Regions from separate parts of the Mus musculus genome. Here all the other regions are linked to region 3. A link is a loop called in an ENCODE intact Hi-C map of the cell type or tissue named here. Cell type or tissue: heart. All regions are shown on one strand.

What was found. Hi-C counts contacts between places; a loop is a spot of excess contacts. Peaks named below come from ENCODE experiments on the same cell type or tissue, not always from the same donor. Only the 100,000 strongest peaks of a DNase experiment are listed, where the experiment ranks them.
Region 1: it touches region 3 in a loop (2.6-fold over the local background); 16 of 42 quality-filtered maps call a loop at or near these places.
Region 2: it touches region 3 in a loop (5-fold over the local background); 16 of 42 quality-filtered maps call a loop at or near these places.

The regions. Positions count from the first base shown.
Region 1 is chr17:65,772,591-65,775,090 of GRCm38, forward strand. It overlaps Rab31 (RAB31, member RAS oncogene family), which reads right to left and starts at 162. Exons shown (of 7, transcript NM_133685.2): 1 at 1-162. In heart, a CTCF peak has its summit at 1,290 (motif pointing right); a DNase peak (open chromatin) is centred at 91; H3K4me3 peaks cover 583 bases; H3K27ac peaks cover 795 bases.
Region 2 is chr17:65,781,464-65,783,963 of GRCm38, forward strand. It overlaps Ppp4r1 (protein phosphatase 4, regulatory subunit 1), which reads left to right and starts at 1,892. Exons shown (of 20, transcript NM_001114131.1): 1 at 1,892-1,986; 2 at 2,161-2,205. The coding sequence starts at 1,980. In heart, a CTCF peak has its summit at 1,220; DNase peaks (open chromatin) are centred at 1,418, 1,938 and 2,318; H3K4me3 peaks cover 2,112 bases; H3K27ac peaks cover 2,137 bases.
Region 3 is chr17:65,705,366-65,707,865 of GRCm38, forward strand. All of the region lies in intron 3 of Rab31 (RAB31, member RAS oncogene family), which reads right to left. Among named protein-coding and RNA genes, the nearest start is that of Gm35477, 64 kb to the left of the region's middle. In heart, a CTCF peak has its summit at 1,046; a DNase peak (open chromatin) is centred at 1,046.

The sequences.
Region 1 (2,500 bases), 67 kb after region 3:
CACACCGCGCCCAGCCTGCGTCCTGCTGTCTCCCAGGACTCTCGCCGGCCGCGGGGCGGAACCGCCAAGGCGGCTATTTCTGGGCCTCGGCCTCCGCTGTCGGTCACGTGCTGCCGGCCGGCTCCTCCCGTCACGTCTAGTCTAGCCTGGCCGCCGGGCTTCGGCTCCGCCCGGGCCCCGGTCCGCTTCGGCCTCCAGTGACCACCCAACATCTGACTTGTGGGCAAATCATCCCCTTCCGTGATCAGCTCTGAGCCCGGTCGGGCACCACTTGCCCTGGACACACGACCCGTCGCGTCATAAAGAGCCATTGGAACAGTTTATGCTGTTGGCTGTGGTCCCAAGGAAGCACTTCAAAGTCTCTGGGTAGTCCCACCATAAAGTGACTCTGACCTCCAGATGCAAGAAACATCAGCGAGAAACCGGGATGAGGGGAGGAAAGGGTTAACTTGTCCCTTCTAATACCCAGGCTTCAAATCGCTTCCTCCCAACACTTCACTTTACTCTGCATGCATTCTTTTCTGTATGCAGCAAAGGATGACTCAAGGATGATTCGAGAAGCAGTCAGGTGTTTTGGCTTCCAAAACTGGAGCACCAGGGCCTGGGAAAAGAGAGGTGCACTCTGTAGAGGAAGCCCCCTTTCTCCATGTAGAAAAACGCTACAGCTATGTGGGCAGGAGCCCAGCCACAACTGGGGGGCTGGCAACCCTTCTGCAAACTCCTCTACTAGGAAACTGAGGCTACGTGCAGCGTCACACAGAGGGGCCATGGCCTCTGGTCTTTGTATGGTCCGTTGTTCCTCCAAGCCTCTGGGATGACTTCATTTGTTGCTGTGTAGAAATGACAGCTCTTTAAGAATAATCTAAATTTACTGGTACTACTAATTGTATGCATATGTTTTAAACAGCAACACTGGACGTGGCTCTGTTGGGAGAGTGCTTGCCCAGCATGCCTGATAACTGTTAGAAGGATTGATCCAGGCAACCTGGAAATAAAACAGAAGCCCTTTAATGAGAACAGTGAAGAGCAGTTCTCATTACCTGGCTTTCTTGCCAGGCAGGTGTTCTTATCAGTATGCTGAGTCTGGAGTTCTCACCAGAAGAGGGCATCAGATCTCATTACAGGTGGTTGTGAGCCACCATGTGCTCACATGTGGTTGCTGGGATTTGAACTCAGGACCTTCAGAAGAGCAATCGGTGCTCTTCACCGCTGAGCCATCTCTCCTGCCTGAAAGCCAGTTTTAAGAAGTGTTTAAAGGTTTGAAGTATATGGACGTCTGGTCTGCATGTACATCTGCACATCAGAAGAGGGCATTGGTGAGCTACATTTGTGAGCTGCCATGTGGGAGGTTGGAGTACGGGACCTGGGCTCTGAACTCAGCATCTCTGGAAAATCAGCCAGTGCTCTTAACTGCAGAGCCATGTCTCCAGGCACCCAAAGCAAGTTTTGACAAAGCATTCTGCAGCCTCAGTTCTCTGGCCTCTCTCATAACTTGTCCCATCTGATCAATGGCTCCTGCCATTTTTTCCCCCTGTGGTTATCTGGCAGGCCAGATAGAAGCTACTCAGGCCCAAAGTGGCCTCTCAGGGTGGGAAATTCCAAAGCAAGGTCCACAGAAGGAACTCTAGAACTCTGGAGTCAAAACAGGTCCCAGAACAAACTTGCAATCAATTAAATTACCCAGAGTAACAGGAACTTTGTGTCAAAGTACAGGTTCATAGAAGTCTGCTTGTCCAGACTGAATTGATCAAAAAGTAGTCATGTGGACACAGGTCTTATTCAAGATCTCTTTTGTGTCAGTATCTCTCCTTGATTCAGCATCCAAGGACAGCCAGCTCTGTGTGGGCAGACTGAAGACAGGCTACCCGACATTGCCTAGTCCCCACACAATACCGCCTCTATGCTCGGGTTTGCTTAGCTGACAACTGTTAGACACAGTTGCAGACACCTTGGCCAAACCTCTTCCTGCCTTCCCTGGTACCTACGGGCTCCGTAACAAGTAGGATCTGACCCTCTGTACTCAAGGGTGCCCCTTGTAAAGCTGAGGTATGTTTTCCTTTTATTACTTCCTGTGGACTGAGGGTGACTCATGGAACTGCAGGGCATGCTGACGAGCGTGGACTCTGCCCAGAAGGACAAGCACAGACAAAATGACCACCTGTCCCCTTCATCTTTCCAGCACTTCTCTCCTTCTCTTCTCCACTACTCTGAGTGTCTAAGATGCACTAAGATGTGGTTTTTAGACTCCCCTAACAGGTCCCCTGCCCAAGCTGGGGGGCCTCATTGAGAATTATTCCAACCTGTTGGTCTTCTCAACTCATGAACCCACTAAAAACATCCTCTTTCCTAACTCACTGTAGTCAAGTTTCTTGCGGGTGGGGAGTATGGCTTGAAATTTGTTTGTTTGTTTGTTTGTTTGCTTGCTTGCTTGTGGCTGCTGCTGTTTGTTTGGGAGACAGAATCTTGAGGAGCCCAGGCTGACCTCAGACTCACTGTGTAG
Region 2 (2,500 bases), 76 kb after region 3:
TCCTGGGGCTTTCTAGCAAGCTAGATTTAGTGACTTTCAGACCAGCAAGAGGCTGTCTTTAAAAAAAAAAAAAAAATTCTTCAAAGAAAAATGCATGTGGAAGTTTGGTATTTAATTATCGTGTATTTGAGAAATTAGACAGGTTTTGGAGCTATAGGATCTATTTGATTGTTTTAATCTCTTAGAATTTCAATTTATATTATACAATCTGTGTTTTATGTTAAGTAATATGCAACAGGGAGAGATGTTGGGGAAACGGTGGCTAACTCATTTCCCTGAGCAGATGCGATTACTTGTGCTTAAGAGGATCTGATGACTGAGTGTAGTGAGAATTTGGTTTTGTTGAAAAACACAGAAAATTTTTATGGGAATTTGTTTTTGTTCTAATCCCAGGTGTGAGATATGGGGCTGCTTCATATTGTCCACAGAAGCTGACAGTGAGTTGCCTCATGCTCTAGCAGGGGTGTGAATTTGCCAGCTACAAATAGTTTCTGCCATTTGGGATTCCGGAGACTTTCCAGAGGGTATGTAAATACTAGGGCGGGAGAGATTGGTTGCTGTTTGTTAAGTAGTTGTGAGTAAAGAAACAGGAAGAAGAAATTAGATATACCTGACTACGAAGATCAAGCTTGCTCCAAGAAGCTCATCAACCCTCATCAGCAGGAAGTAGTCCAATATATAATGATGGCCCCTTCCACCCCTACCCTTTTTTAGTATTAGGGAGTTGAAAGGGTGAAAGAAGAGGGGTGGAAGAAAGAACACACAAAGTAGCCAAAGACCACCTACAACTTGTTCTGATTCCCCGTGTTTTAAAATGCCAATATGTTGCCTTGAATTAGGACTATGGTGCAGAAAGGAACAAGCTGAACCTTTAAAATCCTCCTTTTTTCATATCAGACTCAAAAACGGGCATCATGTATGAGACTCATTTTACGGGCGACCATTCTGGAGACCTCACTGATGTTGGATTTAGACCTAAGACTCACAGAAATGGGACGGCGAACTGGAGTCAGAAAAATCTGGATTTTGCCCTACTTTGCCTGGGGAACCTACAAGAACCGTTTAACTCTCTTCAAACAAAGGGACCAGTAAGATGTGTGATAGTTCACTCGAGAAAAGCGCTGCCAATCCCAGGCACCCGGCGACCGGACTCCCGAGGTAGCAAGCACGGTGCTGGATTCCTGACAGTCTGCCATTCCCCGGAGAGGCGGAGGGGGCAGGTATCCTCGGCGATCCTCCCTGCGGTCACAAGGCTAAGAACCGCGGAGTGACTGGACTCGGCCTGGCCCGCGCGCCCGGGCCGCTCAGGGTCAGCTCGGGCGGGCGCCAGGGGAGCGCGCGGGCTCGGAAGCCGGTGCCGGGGCTTTAACGTGCCGCGCCGCACGGGAAGGCAGGCCGGCTGGGCCGGCGGAACTTTTGTCATTCAAACCGTCGTCCGGCCCGGGGCCTGGGCTTTGTTCAGTCACTCGCGAGGCCTGGGCGCGCGGGCGGAGGCGGCGCTTCCTCCACTCGGAGGCGGGAGGCTCGGCCGCGGACCGCCGGCGACGCACGAGCAGGTCTGGGAGGGGCGCGGGCGACGAGCGGCGCGCGGCGGAGCGGGCGGCGGCCAGCGGTGGGCGAGGCCGGTGACCCAACAGAGCTGCGGGCCGCGGGGACCCCGCCCGCCCGGCTCGGGCACACGCCGCAGGTCCCCCGGCGGGCAGCTCGTGCCGCGCTCCGCACGCTCGGCGCCAGGGCGCCTCTAGCCACGGGTGGGAGCGCGCCTCGGGGCCGGGCCGGCCGGGCGCGGGAGGCGGGCGGCGGGCAGCGGGCGGCGGGCGGCGCGCGGGCGGGCGGGCGTACGGGAGCCGCCGCCGCAGGCCCGGGCCTCGGCCCGCCCCGCGCGCGCCCCCGCCGGCCCGCGCGCGCCCACCGGCTCTCTACTTGAGCGGCTCGCGGAGCGGGATCCCGGGAGACGAGGAGGCGGGGGCGAGCACAAGATGGCGGGTACGTGGCCCCAGTTCCCCGGGCGGCGGCGGCGGCGACGGCGGCGGCTCCCCGCGCTCGGCAGTGCCCGGGAGAGGCCGGCGCGGGGAGGCGCCGCCGGGCGGGCGGCGGGCGGCTGGGGCGCGGCGCCGGCCCGGGACGCTGACCCGGCCTTTCTTCTCTCCCCCGGCGCAGACCTCTCCCTGCTCCAGGAGGACCTGCCGGAGGACGCGGACGGACGTGAGTGGCGGGTGGCCTGGCAGCCCCGGAGGGCGGCGGGCGAGCGGGCGGACTCGGGACCCCGCCGCGCTGGGGAGCACCCGCGTGGTCGGACCTCGGCCGCCGCCCGCAGGCTCGGGCCGCGGGGCGGCTGTTGGGGAAGCAGAAGCCCGTGGGGCGGAGGCCGGAGAGGGGACATGGGTGTGTTTTTCCTGAGTGTCTTCCGCACCCTCGCCCCGATGAAGGAGGCGGCGGGTGCCGGGAGGTGTTTCCGCAAGGCTCGGGGGGCTGTGCGGCGTGCGGTGCTCGGCCCGCC
Region 3 (2,500 bases):
GTGTAAGTTAAATTCTCCGATTTCCCAGCAGGGGAAGACAAACAGAAGCCTCATCCAAAAGGAGCCCATTGAACGCTTTAAACAGACAAGCAAATGGTTCTTGTGAGTCTTGGATTAAGTTGAGAAGACAGGAAGTCATCCTGTGTAACAGGGCAGCATTTGAGCAGAGGCCCAAGACTTAGGTTTTCCTGTCAACTTGGCACAACCTAGGGACACCTAGGAAATGGGAACCTCAGCTGAGGGGTTGCACCAATCAGGCCAGTGATTGACGGGGGAAGGCTCAGCTCACTGTGGGTAGCACCATCCCCTAGGCGGGTGGGTCTGGGCTACTACATAAGTAAACTCGCTGAGGGTGGGCCAGACAGCAAGCCAGTCAGCATGGTTCTTGCTTCAGTTACTGCCTGAGTTTCTGCTGCGATGTCTCAGTTCAGAAAACAAAGTAGGACAAGGACCATTTTGCCACTCTGTGCCTGAGTCATACCGGAAGAAACCTGTTGTTTCAGACCAAGGTAATCCCAGAGCCTGAGAGAGTAGAACCATCACAGAATAGAAACCTACAACCTGCTGCGGCACTTGGCTAGTAGTCAGCCATGGAAGGTGGTTGCAGAGAAGAAGGTCCAATGCAGATATCTTGAGGAATTCAGCAATGAAGGGCACTGTGGTCAGCAGTCCTGACCCTTGGTTGCTGGGGCCAGACTCACCTGAGGGATAACTGCAGAGAATGATCGTGCTGAGCCTAATGCCAGTGGACATTCCAAACTCTGGGAGCTAGCTATCTGTTTGGGGGCTCGCTACTGGTGACGTAAGAACTCAAGTTCCAGGAGAGTGTTTGGACTTCATAGCTCAATCTTCTCTGCGGGGTGACTGCAGCTGCACTGGGGGAGCACAAAACCTGACCCTACAGTACAGTCCTCAGTGGATCTGCTTGCGTTCCCCACTACACAACATACTTGAGACATTAGCCAGCCTAGGGGTACCAACCGGAAATCTCTGAAGTCTGGGAGGACCTGCCTCACCCACAGGCTGCAAAGCGAAGTATGGCCAGCAGAGGCTCCTGGTACACAGAGAAAGAGAAGGCCCTGAAAAGGCCTGGTACTTGCTGGCTTGGACAGACTCTCCTGGCAGATCGCACCTTGTTTGTTGCTGGAATAGCAGTTTCTTTCCCAGCAGTCCTGGAATAATAGCATTCTCAGAGAGATGATCTAGGATGACCCCAAAATAAAACTCAAAAGAGCTATTTATTATCCATTGTAGCCCACAGTTACCCAAACTGTGATAGAAAAACCACAAGAAACAACAACAAAATCAAGGTCAGACAGTATTCCCAAAGATCCTGAATTCTATGCCATATTAAAAAAAAAATCATGAAATGGATGAAACGACAAAGAATTCAAAACTCTACTTATAAAACTGACTTCAACAAGGATACAAGGAGATCAATGGATTAGAAAAATCAATTCAAGATCTGGATAGAAATTCAGGTGAGAAAGTAGGTAACCCAGATGAGAAATTCAACACCAAAGAAGAAAACAGAGAGAGAGAGAGAGAGAGAGAGGGAGAGAGAGAGAGAGAGAGAGAGAGAGAGAGAGAGAGAGAGAGAGAGAGAGAGAGGATAAGGGGGAGGTTAAAAATGAAAAACCTCAATCAGTAGAAAAACATGGCCCATGGCCAGTCCCCACCGTCCACGAGATCAAACCCTAGAGGGAATATCAGATGTAGACGACAAGTTTGAGAGTACATTTCAGGGAGACATCGGTGGGGGAACAGGCGAGACCCACAGCCTTTCTTGGGCATGTACTACACACCAGCTTTCTCGTACATGTTTCTATGACCTCTCTTAATACCCATACGTACCCATACTTAAATCTATAGTAAAAATCTTTTCCTAAGTTTGCTTCAGAAAGAGAGTGCAGTCAAGTACTAAAAAATGAATGTATCGAAAGCTCAGCCATGAAACCGTAGCAGAACTACCCAAATCTGGAGCGGTAATCTTACTCCAGAACAAGAAGCATCTAGAACTTCAAGTGGACGTGGCCCGAGAAGAACCTTCTGTGACACGTCACAGCGGAAAGGCCCAGACTACAGGAGAAAGAGACAGTATTAAAAGGTGCAAGATAAAAAGAAAATCCTGACTCACAAACAGACAGACCACCAGGACCATAGCCTTTCAACCCTGAGGTTGAAAGTCAAGGAAGCAGATCAGTAGTTAGCAAGTGCCAGGCAAGAGGGAGGTGCCCTCCAAAGCCATCTTTTAAAGTCACCGAAGGACAGAGGCACTGCAAGGCAAATGCAAACCAAGCAGCTGGTGGCCAGCAAGCCAGCAATGCAGCAGCAACGGATTAAATGGGAGAAGACATCAAAGGACAACCAGGGAAGATTCAATTGTATCGGCTCAGGAAATACATAAACTTCTAATACACACTGGGGAGGCAGAAAGGAACAAATGGTTCTTAAACCAACTGGGAAATAAACAGCAGAACTTTATGAACCAGCAGCTTTC